Regions from separate parts of the Mus musculus genome. Here region 1 is linked to region 2. A link is a contact called in ENCODE Hi-C or POLR2A ChIA-PET data. All regions are on one chromosome and are shown on one strand. Each heading gives the region's core, a stretch centred on a gene start or an enhancer-like site at or near the end of the contact. The rest is flanking DNA. Distances are from core to core; before and after follow the strand shown.

Evidence for each region. A loop is a pair of places that touch in the nucleus more often than their neighbours do. ChIA-PET counts read pairs that join two places held with the same protein, here RNA polymerase II (POLR2A).
Region 1: a map of left cerebral cortex shows a loop between it and region 2 (3-fold over the local background). The contact joins the enhancer-like site here to the promoter of Mgat5b in region 2. A Hi-C loop is called at or near these places in 1 of 37 maps with a recorded cell type or tissue (left cerebral cortex). POLR2A ChIA-PET finds 5 or more read pairs at or near these places in 2 of 5 experiments (both embryonic stem cell).

What each region holds. Positions count from the first base shown.
Region 1 is chr11:116,952,610-116,958,266 of GRCm38, forward strand. The region is part of intron 8 of Mgat5b (mannoside acetylglucosaminyltransferase 5, isoenzyme B); the gene reads left to right. Among named protein-coding and RNA genes, the nearest start is that of Gm33829, 24 kb to the left of the region's middle. Within about 2 kb of position 1,821, at least 1 of the 3 ENCODE cell types and tissues checked has a DNase peak (open chromatin) inside an H3K27ac peak, as active enhancers do; it is left cerebral cortex, where a contact is called at or near this core.
Region 2 is chr11:116,915,266-116,920,700 of GRCm38, forward strand. Mgat5b (mannoside acetylglucosaminyltransferase 5, isoenzyme B) reads left to right here and starts at 3,598. Exons shown (of 18, transcript NM_172948.3): 1 at 3,598-4,278. The coding sequence starts at 4,211.

The DNA.
Region 1 (5,657 bases), core at 571-3,070, 36 kb after region 2:
CTGCAAGAAATGATCTTGACTGGGAATTGATGTGGGAGGGACCAAGCCCACTGTGAGCGGTGCCATCCCTAGGCTTGTGGGCCTGCACTCTGTGTGTGTGTGTGTGTGTTTTGTGATCTCACACTTTCTTGGATGTAAAGACCCCCCTTTTTCCCCACTGCAGTAAGATTGACAGGTGTAAAAGCCGGTGGATGCTGAGCTGTGGCCTTTCACGGAGATGACAGTGGGGATGTACTGGGTTTCTCTCGAATTGTGGCAACAAAGGCGTGATGGCTAGGGGGCTTAAAAGGGCCTCTTCCTCGTGGCCCTGGAGGCCAGAATTCTGAGATTTGCTGTTACAGGCTGAGCCGTTAGGGAAAGGTCCGTTATGGGGGGTGCTCCTTAGCACGCGTAGACACCAGCCTGATCCCTGCCTCCATCTGCTGGGCCTCTTCCCTGCGTGTGTGTCAGTATCCACCCTTCTCCCATTACAAGGACTTGGTCCTAGCTGGATATGGTGGTTCACACCTGTAACCCCAGCACTCAGGAGCCAGAACTGAAAGAGAAGAGTTGCCGTGAGTTTGAGACCAGTTTTGGCTACAGAATAAGAGACCCTGTGATGGTTGGTTGTAATTATCTACGTGATACAAGAATCTCCATGAGGACTTGTCTATAAAAGCTCGGCACGTCTGTGGGAGGAGGTTGTCTTGATTACTTTAATCAATGTGAGAAGACCCCAGCCCACTGTGAGCAGCACCATCCCCTAGGCCAGGAGACCCGGACTGTTTAGGAATAGAGAGAGTTCGCAGAGAAGGAAGCCTTTGTGCACTCATTCCCTCTGCTCTTGATTTATGTGCATAGCTGCTGTAAGCTTCTGCCTGGACCTCCCCACAAGGATGGAGTAAAACTGGAATGGCAGGCAAATCAACTCTTTCTCTGTAAGCTGTGTTTTGTCGGGATATTTTATCATAACAAACAGAAACAAGACTAGGACTGATCCTGGCTCACACAATAAGGTTGAGAAACATGTCACAGTCACACGAGGGAGGGCCCAGGTGACCCATATTTCTTTTTAAAGAGAACTTCTTTATGTATATGGGTATTATATCTGCCTGCACATATGTCTGGGCACCACATGTGTGCCTGGTGCCTTCGGAGGCCACAGATCCCTCTGGAACTGGAGTTATAGATGGGTGTGAACTTCCAAATCAATGCTGGGAATTGAACATGGGTTCTCTGTAGGAACGCCCGAGCTCTTAATCACTGGGCTATCTCCACTGCCTTCATTTTGTCCCCTTTGTAAAGATACTGTTTCCAAATAAAGAAACATGCTGAGAAACTGGTGGGGGATGGAGGCAGTCAAGATGCAACATGTGAACCTTGTAAGGCGGGGAACAAGGCCATCTGTAACAGTATCCTCAGCTTGGATAGGCCTGGACAGAAACCATGGGAGGATGGGAATGGAGGCATGGTCACCTGTTAGCCCGGCAACAGCAGCAGGGCATGGGGAATTGAGGGCCATTGCATTCTGAAAGCGCCCTCAGCTGTATCCAGACCCTGTGTGGGCAGGCGCCGGGGCAAAGACATGGCTTGTACCCTGGTTGTAGCTAATTCACAGATGTTCCTGCCAGGTGTCTCGTCCGTCCGCTGACTAACAAGAAGTCTGGATGGATGAGCCAGGTTTTCTCTGTTCCTCGCGTTTTGGCGTTTTAATTAACTGGCTCACTGGAGGGATGTCTGGGGCAGTGTGCAGAATCCACATTTGACTCTGGTGCATCAAGACATTTCTGGATGAGGGAGGTAGTGTGAGAGAACAATGCCCCGTGAGAAGTGCGCATTGAGGTGATGTCAGACACCCACACCTCGCTCCCGCTGAGTGTGCATTGGAGATGTAAGGCCCCCGTCCCCTGGAGCATCCAGAGCTGTCCTCCTAAAAGCCTGTCTCCACAGTGGGTGTTAGAGAGGGAAGCCTTGCCTTTTCTGCCTGAGGAGAATTGGCAGCGCTCGCCAATTTTATTTGCATAATTTCAAGCGTTAATAGTACATGGCATAAGGAGAAACGACGGGCTCTTCCTCCATCCATGAGTGAAATTGGGTTTAGTAGAAAATTAGTTGTCTTAACTGGTAAATGATGGAAGCCCGAGAGGGGTGAGCTTCAACAAGGAAACAGAGGAGGGAGAACTCCATGGCTGTCAGTGTGCAGTCAGGCAGGGAATCAGACTCCAACCCAGGGACGTTTGCTCAAGGGCCCCTGCCCCAGGAATGTCAGAAGCGGGAACCATATCTTGTTTGCCTTGTGCGCTTGTCTTGGCCGGCTGTGACAGGCAGTCAGACTTCTCTTTCCCCGTGACAAATACTCCAGAGTAACACTTTAAAAGGAGGGATGGTTTATTTTTAGCTCATGCCATATAAGGATCCAGTCCAAGCTCCTCTGGAGCCATTGATCTGAGCGTGAGGTCAGGCACAGAGAACACCGTGGCAGTGCATAGCCAAGGATGGGGCATGAGGTGAGGCAGAACATCGTGGTAGTGGGAGCAATTGAGGTGGAGACTTGATCCCTGGGACAAGCTGGCTAACAAGTCTAGCTGTGCTGATGAGCTCCAGCTTAGGCCTTGAGGCATATGCCTTTAATCTCAGCACTCTGGAGGCAGGCAGACCTCTGAGTTCAAGGCTAGCCAGAGCTACACAGAGAACCCCTGTCTCAAAAAAAATAAAATAAAATAAAATAAAATAAAATAAGAAATAAAGTGGAAAGTAATGAAGGAAGACACCTGATACCAACTTCCGGCTTCCACATGTGTGTGTACACATGTGTGCGTGCACCCACACATGTGTGAAAACGCACACACGTGGATAAAGTAATGGCCAGAAGGGAGGGAATAAACCTCCTTCTCCCAACCAGGCTCTGCCTCCTAAACATTCTACCACCTCCCAAAATGGCACCACCAGCGAAGGACCAACCCTCCAGACCAGAGTCTGTGAGGGACACTTCTTATTAAGCTGTAGCACTTCTTATTAAACTGTGACAGGTTCTGGGGTTTGAATCTGTGCAGATCTGGCTATGACTGTCTCACACTGTTCTCAGCTAATGGGACATGGCCCAGCTGTTTCTCAGGAGATAGAACTAGAGCTGGGCAGTTGACAATGGTAACTGGGTGGAGCTACTGCCATTCTCTGATGGGGGCTGTGGTTTGTCATCTTGACACAATCTTGAATCACCAGGGAAAGGAGTCTCAATGAGGGACTGTCGAAATTAGGTTAACCTGTGGACCCGGATGTGGGAGATAATCTTGATTACGTCCACTGTGGGTGGCATCATTCCCTAGGCCAGGGGTGTGTGTGTGTGTCTCGCACTGTCTAAGAGTGCAGAAAGCAAGGTGAGCACCAGCATGTGTGCATGGATTCATTGCCCTCTGCTCTTGACTGTGATGTGATGACTGATGGCTTCAAGTACCTGCCTTGACTTCCCCCAGAGTCATGGCCTGACTGTTGCCTGGAATTGCAAGCCTACTAAGCCCTTTCTCCTTTAAGTTGTTTTTGGCAGGGCAGGGCAGGGTACTTCATCACAGAAACAGAAATGGGACTAAGATGGAGGATGTCCTCAGACTTTATGTGTAAGAGACTTGCTCACCATAGTCATGTGAGTGGCATTTGGAGGTGGGGGTCTTAAGGATGTAATCAGGGTTAGGTGGGTCCCCAGAATGACATTAGTGACTTGGTAAGAAAGGAAAAGAAATCAGAGTTAGCACATTTGCTGTCTCACCAGATGGCACCCATGTTCAAAAGCCAGGTACGGCCATACTCATGCCTTTAACCCCAGTGCTATGGAGGATAGAGGCAGGACTACTGGGCCTTATGGCCACCAGCCTCACTCCAGGTTCACTGAGAGACTCTTGTCTCAAGGGAATAAGGCAGAGTGATAGACCATGACACCTGACATCCTCCTCTGGCCTCCACATGTACATACACACACACACACATATACACAAAAGCCAATAAGAAACCAGATGAGGGATGCATGCCTCTAAAACCACTTCTTTGTGGCTTGACAGAAGGATAATATTTCAGGGCCAGCCTCGGCTATATATACCAGGCTATGTATGAACACCTGTCAAAAAACAATCCAGGAAAAGAAAACACTGTCTTAGGGTTTGTTTTGCTGTGATGAAACACCATGACCAAAGCAACTCATGGAGGAAAGAGTTTGGTTGACTTACACTTCTGCATCCCTGTCCATCACTGAGGGAAGCCAGGGCAGGAACTCAAACGGAGCAGGAACCTAGAGGTAGGAGCAGATGCAGAGGCTGTGGAGGGGTGTTGCTTACTGGCTTGTTCACATGGCTTGCTCAGCCTGTTTTTTCGTAGAACCCGGCCATCAGCCCAAGGATGGCACTGCCCACAGTGGGAGGAGCCTTCCCCATTGATCACTAATTAAGAAGATGTTCTGCGGGCTTGCTTATAGCCTGGTCTTATGGGGCCTTTTTTCTCTTCTCTTCTTCTCTTCTCTTCTCTTCTCTTCTCTTCTCTTCTCTTCTCTTCTCTTCTCTTCTCTTCTCTTCTTTTCTCGTCTCTTCTCTTCTCTTCTTTTCTTTCTTTCTTTTTTTTTGGTTGTTGTTTTATTTTTGTTTTTTTCAAGAAAGAGTTTCTCTGTGTAGCCCTGGTTGTCCTGGAACTCACTGTGTAGACCAGGCTGGCCTCGAACTCACAGAGGTCGAACTCTACCTCCCGACCACCTGGCATGGAGGCATTTTCTTAATTGTGGCTGCCTCCTCTCAGATGATTTTAGACTGCTCTTCCAGAGGTCCCGAGTTCAATTCCAGCAGCCACATGATGGCACACAACCATCTGTAATGGCATCCAATACCCTCTTCTGGTGTGTCTGAATAGAGTGACAGTGTACTCATACACATAAATAAATAACTCTTTAAAAATAAGCTGTTCAGCGCATACATCAAATAGAAGTCAGGTAAGAAGGAGACAGACAGTTCTACAAGGAATTTGATGACATGGGTATCATTGTCAACTGCAGAATGAGAGACATTTGGGTTGAGTTGTGAGCACAAAGACTAGGCTGAGAAGATAGTTGGGTGGTAGTGACTATGACTGGGTGGCCTCTTCCTAGAGCTTGGCTCTGACAAGGACTGAAGAGGAAGTTGGCAGTGCCAGGGTGGGAATGGAACGATTAATCAGAACACCACAGATTGGGCATTCCTCGAATAATAGGAAATTATCACCCACGGTTCTGGAGGCCGCAGCCTGAGGTTAGAGTTGAGCAGCACTTAGGTCCTTTGAGGTGAGTCTAGGCCTGCTCTGGGGGCCTCAGAGTTTCCGGCTTCTGGGTAACCTATTCCTTGGCTTCCTCATGGTCTTCCCTCAGCATGCCTCTGTGTGCCTCCCCCTCTTTACTAGGCACAGTTGTCACTCTGGATCAGGGCTCTACTCAACACCCCATGTTAGCATCGACTCCATCGGCTAAGACCTCTTCTCCAAACACCATCGTAGCCATGGGAACTGAGGCTGGGCCTCCTGTCTTCTGGTGACACAGGCTGACACTATCAGCAGGTGTGCTGTCCCCTCTTGCAAGTTGGGGAAACTTTGGTTGTTTCTTAATGCTGTCCTGAAGGAGCCCACAGAAGGCTGGGGGGGGGGGTGTTGTTGAAGACTGCCGGTCACCTTAG
Region 2 (5,435 bases), core at 2,348-4,847:
CCAGGACTTGGGGAGGTAGAGGCAGGAGGATCAAGAATTTAGAGTCAGTCTCAAAATATAGAAAGTTCCAGACCCACCTGGGGGAGGGGCGTGCCCTGAAAGAGAATGGCCTCCACAGGCTCTTGTGTTTGCATGCTTGCTCCTCAGGTGGTGAACTGATTGGGAAAGGTTAGGAGGTGTGGCCCTGTTGGAGGTGTGCCACTCACTGGGAGTTGGCTTTAAAGTTTCAAAAGTCCTAGGCAAGTCTAGTGCCCCTCTCCTTCTGACTGCTGTCCGCCAATCAGGATGCAAAGCTCTTAGCTACTACTCCAGCACCATGGCTACCTGGGTGTTGCCATGTTTCCCACCATGATGATAATGGATTAACCCTCGAAAAGTGTGAGCAAGCCCCAAGTTAAGTTTTATAAGTTGCCTTGGTCATGGTGTCTCTTCATAACAATAGAAAAGTAGACACTGGGCTATATGAGACCTTGCCTCAAGACAAAGCACAGGTGTGCCAACAGGGTGACATCAGGGACCTAATTAGAATAAAGCTTTGGTCTTGCTGAGTTCCACAGCTGAGTCTGCTGTGTCCCAGGGGTGAAGACCCTGGGTCCATTCTGCAAGGCTCTGGTTTTGGGGTTCTGAGACAGGGACTCAAGTGCAATCGTTTGTCTGGGAGCTGACCCCAAGAGTATTGGCTGAAGAATGACAGTTGTCATGGGACAGAGAGGGTGGCTATTCTCAGACACAAGGAATCATAGAGTAATGGGCAACTCAGCAACAAGAGCGCTGTCTTACCAGGAGTGTGTGGGACACGAGGCTCGGAGTATCACACCTAAGTGGGACACAGGCAGGATAGCTATCTGTTGCTGCAGGGTGTTTCTGGGGCCACCTCAGTTTTCTCCCTGAAAGTGGTCATATCCCCACAGCCTCTCCCCACAAGCAGAACTGTCTCAGGAACAGTAGTTTTAGTGTGTAGAGGCGAGTGTAGAGGAGATGCAGGCACCAGTGGTGCCAGCTACAGCAGACAGAAATAATGGCAGGCATCCACATAGCAACCTTGTGAAGCCAGTGCTATATAAATAGCCCGAGTCACAGTGGGGGAACTGAGGCACAGATCTCTTGTGTTCAAGGTTACATAATACTAGATTCATAATTTCTCTCCTACTGTGCCCAGCAAGGGGGCCATGTGCACTGAACTGGACTGCAGAGACAAGGCTGGCAAAAGCAAGCACACGGCTAAACAATCTGTCATAGCAAGTAACCCTCGCTCTTCCTCTGCGTCTCCACTAGCTGTGAGCCTGCTGCTCAATGCAGAGGCAGGCAATCCCTCTGCTGTCTATATGGACAGTTCCAATAGAGTAAGATCCAGAGGAAGAGGTCAGTGGGGAGCTACCTCCTTCTGAAACAGAGTCTCATGTAGCCCAGGCTGGACTCAAATTCACTGTGTAGCCAAGGCTAGACGTAAGTTGCTGATCCTCCTCCCTCCACCTCCTAAGCACCAGGATGCTAGGTGGACACCACTCCTAGCTGGGAGTGTCCTTTCCCATGTTCTAAGTCCAAGTTCTGGTTGAAGGAAGGCCATTTCCCCAGATGGTACACTGCAGTCATACCTACTAGGGCAGACAACCCTCAGGGATGTCAGAGAGGCATAAACAACCCCCCTTGAGCTTGGGGAGATGGGAGGTGTCAGGTCAGAAGAGACATTCTTTTGTGTGTGTGTGTGTCATGTGTGCATGTGTGAGGTCACATGTATGCCATGATGCAAGTGTGAAAGTCAGGGGATGTGAGAGAGTGGGCTCTTTTCTTCTACCTTGTAGGTCCTGAGGTCACCAGTCTCCCCATGCTGAGCCATCTCTCAGCATGCTCAGCATCTCTCATCTCTCTGGACCACATTCAAAGTTCTTGACTTTGAAGAGCCAGCAGAGCCTTCGTGGTCTTAAGACGTTCAGGCTGGATCAGCACTACCCAAAACCAGACAGGCACGACTCTGGTCAGGAAGTGCCCCAAAGCCTTGGGTACCGAGTATAAGACAGTCTGTGATGGTGAGTCTCCTCCCCAGCTCAGGAGAAAGCCCTTTGCTCTGGCTAGTTTTTCGTTGTTATTGTTGTTGACACAAGCAGGACTTACCAGTTTAGAAACTGTCTTCTATCATAGCGGTCTACAGGCAAGCCTGTGGGCATGTTCTTGATTAATAATGTAGGAGGTCCCAACTCACTGTGCTGGTGCCGCCCTGGGCAGGTGGTTCTGGGTGGTGTAGAAAGCAGACGGGAGCCTTGGAGAGCAAGTCTGTAAGCAGCACTCCCCCACGGCCTTTGCACACACCCACCCACACACACCCCCACAGTCTCTCTGTCAGCTCCCGCCTTCAGGTTCCTGCCTTGTGTTTCTGCCCTGACTTCCCTTCATGATTGACTGCCAGGGGAAAGTGTTAGCCAAGCATAGCCTCTCTTCCCAAGTTGCTTTTGGTCAGGATATTTATCTCGGCAACAGAAACCTAATTAGGACACCCGTGTTTTCTTCCATCTTAACCTGGTTCCATCCAAGCACCCTGGCATCCCCAGGCCCTTTGCAGCTTTCTCTGCCTCCCTTGAGCCTTTCCTTACCAGCGGTGACTGCTTTGTCTGCTTCTCCACCAGCGTTCACCTGTTACCTAGTTGCCTTACTCCCGCCAACGAGAAAACAGGCGATAAATTGGTGTTGGCGAATTGATGTGTTCGCTCGCTCGCTAGGTAGCACATTTGCATTGAGCAAGGGCAGTCTGACCGTGCCTCAGTGAAAGAGTGACGGATGGAGGAGGGAAATTCGGGCACTCCAGCCAGCTGGCTAAGGAAATGTCTGAGGGCGATGGGGTCTCTGCTGGGCCTCTAAATCATGCATCTTGTCTGGGTGCCTCCAGCTGCCACAAGCCTGGGTGATAATTTCATTCCTGGCTGTCAAGACCAAACTCACATCAACTCTAAGTGAGGAAGTGACAGGACAGTACACACACACACACACACACACACACACACACACGCAGGGATGGTGTGCGCAGGGCTCAACAATGCTAAAATTTAAGCCTGTGGGTTTGGGAATTGACTTTAAAGAGCCTTGGTGAGCTTTTTGGTCATTAGTTGTATACTAGAAAGCCCGTTAACTCAGTGATTGAGAGGGTCCAAGGCTAGACCTCAGGCATACAGCTGACGGCTCCTGGCATGAATGCCACAGCCCCAGTTTATTATAGGCAAGTGAGAAGTGGGAGGACTCGGGGAGTTTCTCAGGGTGGGTGGGTGTTGCCGAGAGAATCAGCGGGTGAGAAGCCATAGGTACGGAAGCTCTTGGGGGTGGTAGTGGTGGCTCGTGCTCTGCAGGAGAGACAAGGGTCCCCTCTCCGCGCCCCATCTCCCCTGCGCGATGCAGTTACCGGAGCAGCCTCGGCTCTCCGGTCTGCTGGATGCCCTAGGAAGTTGCATGGTCCAGGGAGGGGCGCAGAGCCATGGCTCCCGCGCTCGCGTCCCCCTCCTCCTCGCACAGCCCGGGGAGGGAGCGCAGCGAGACTGCGGCCACCAGATGGCGCTCAGGCGCCGAGGAAACGCGAGGCCGCTCCCGGGCCGCCTCCTCAGAGGGAACAATGCGGCGCCTCGGGTTGTAGCGCCGCGCGGGAGCCCGGAGCCCGGAGCGCGGGTGGCCGAGCGACCGAGCGGGCGAGCGGGCGGGCGAGGACGAAGGCAGGCGAGCGCGCAGCCGTTCCTTCCCAAAGCCATGGGCGCGGCGCTGCGCGCGGCTGCAGAGCGGCGCGGCCGGAAGGTGCGGGGGGCCGGGGTGCGGGCCTGGGGCCGCCTCTAGCCGGCTCTGAGGGCGCGGGCCCCGGGAATGAGGGCGCCCGCCGCGGGAAGCCCGTTTGCGCGCCGCGGCGCCGTCCCGCCCAGCCAGCGAGCCTAGCAGGCAGACGCGCGGCCGGCGATCTGGGGGCGCGCCGCCTCGCCTTCCCCAAAATGTGAATCGGGGAGGGCGGAGACGCAGAGAGCGCCCGGCCCCAAGCTCTCGCCGAACCCCTGCCCTGCGCGCCCAGGCCGCGCCGTGCCCCGCGCGGGGCTGCAGAGCCACCGTGCCCCGCGCTCCCTCGGTGCTGCGACCCCCCGGCTTCGGCCCGCAGCGGCTTCGTGGTTCCCGAGGCGGTCAGAGCCGGGCCCAGGACGGTGCGTCCGGCCTCGCCCCCGGCTTCTCGCCCAGACAAGTTTGAACAATGATCACAGTCAACCCAGATGGGAAGATAATGGTCAGAAGATGCCTGGTCACCCTGAGACCCTTTCGGTAAAGTTCTCTACTGGTTGGCGCAGGGAGGTCAAGACCTCCCCAAGGGGACTCATGGTGGAGCTGGGCGAGGTCGGTCCCCTCAGGGGGTGCGAGTTCGGGTGGCAAAGGAGGTTCGCGAGTCTATTCTCGATGAGGGCCATGGGGATGGGAAGACGGAATTAGATAGGGTTGGGGTATGTGTGTGTGTGGGGGGGTGCGGGTCTGGATCTTTCTTGAGTTGACCAAGATTGGAACGATATCAGGTATAGAGAGGTGAGCATGGAGTCAGAAAACACCAAGATCAAGGTCCTGGGCTCCAAAGTGGCCCCAGCCAGCAAGTCCCTTTCCTGCCCCTTGCGGTCTTTTTCATCTCTTGTCGGTCCTATCTGAGCTGCGAAGTTACTGTGGGGTGCCTAGGAAGCACCCCTGGTGTCCCGCCTGTCTCCTAGGTCGGCCCGCCCATCCTCTGCCTAGTTCATCCCCCTTCCTCTCCCCCTCCCTCCCCCTGCATCTCACTCATCTTCCTGGTGGGGGACAAACCTGGGTCTGACAGGAACGTCCCCAAGATTGGGGCAAGGACCCCCTTCTGCTAGGGATTCACTCCCAATCGCGGATCTCCAACAGACTAGATAGGCATAGCAGGTGCATGGAACACCTCCCTCCCTCCCTCCCTCCCTCCCTCCCTCCCTCCCTCCCTTCCCGTGGACAGTCCTGGCCAGGCAGGGGTGCAGTTTGTGAGAGACTCGCTAAGACCTGTTGGTCCAAGAAGGGACCCCACTTCCTTCCCCCAGACTCCAGCAGAGCTAGGCCCCGAGGCCAGACTAGGGGAGAGGGTGTCTGGGAGGCCTGAAGTACTGCCTTGTTTGGCAGCTGGGCTTCAGAAGACACAGAGGGAGAGATGGGCACCGTTGTGGGGGTGGGACTCGGGACTAGGCCACAGGTGGAGTCCGATCATAAACCTTAAGGCAGGTGCTGGCTTTTCTCCCAGGTTCTGGGTTGATCCCCGGTACCTCCAGACAACCTCCTGTACCCAGCTGGGTTGGGGCTGAGGTGATGTGGCCCACCTGCCTCTTGCCATCAGCATGCTGGGCCAGTTCTGTGGGGGCTGAGATGGCAGCCTCTGGGGACAGCAGCAGTCAGGTTGTCTGTGTGAATGCAAAGGTCTGTAGAGCCGG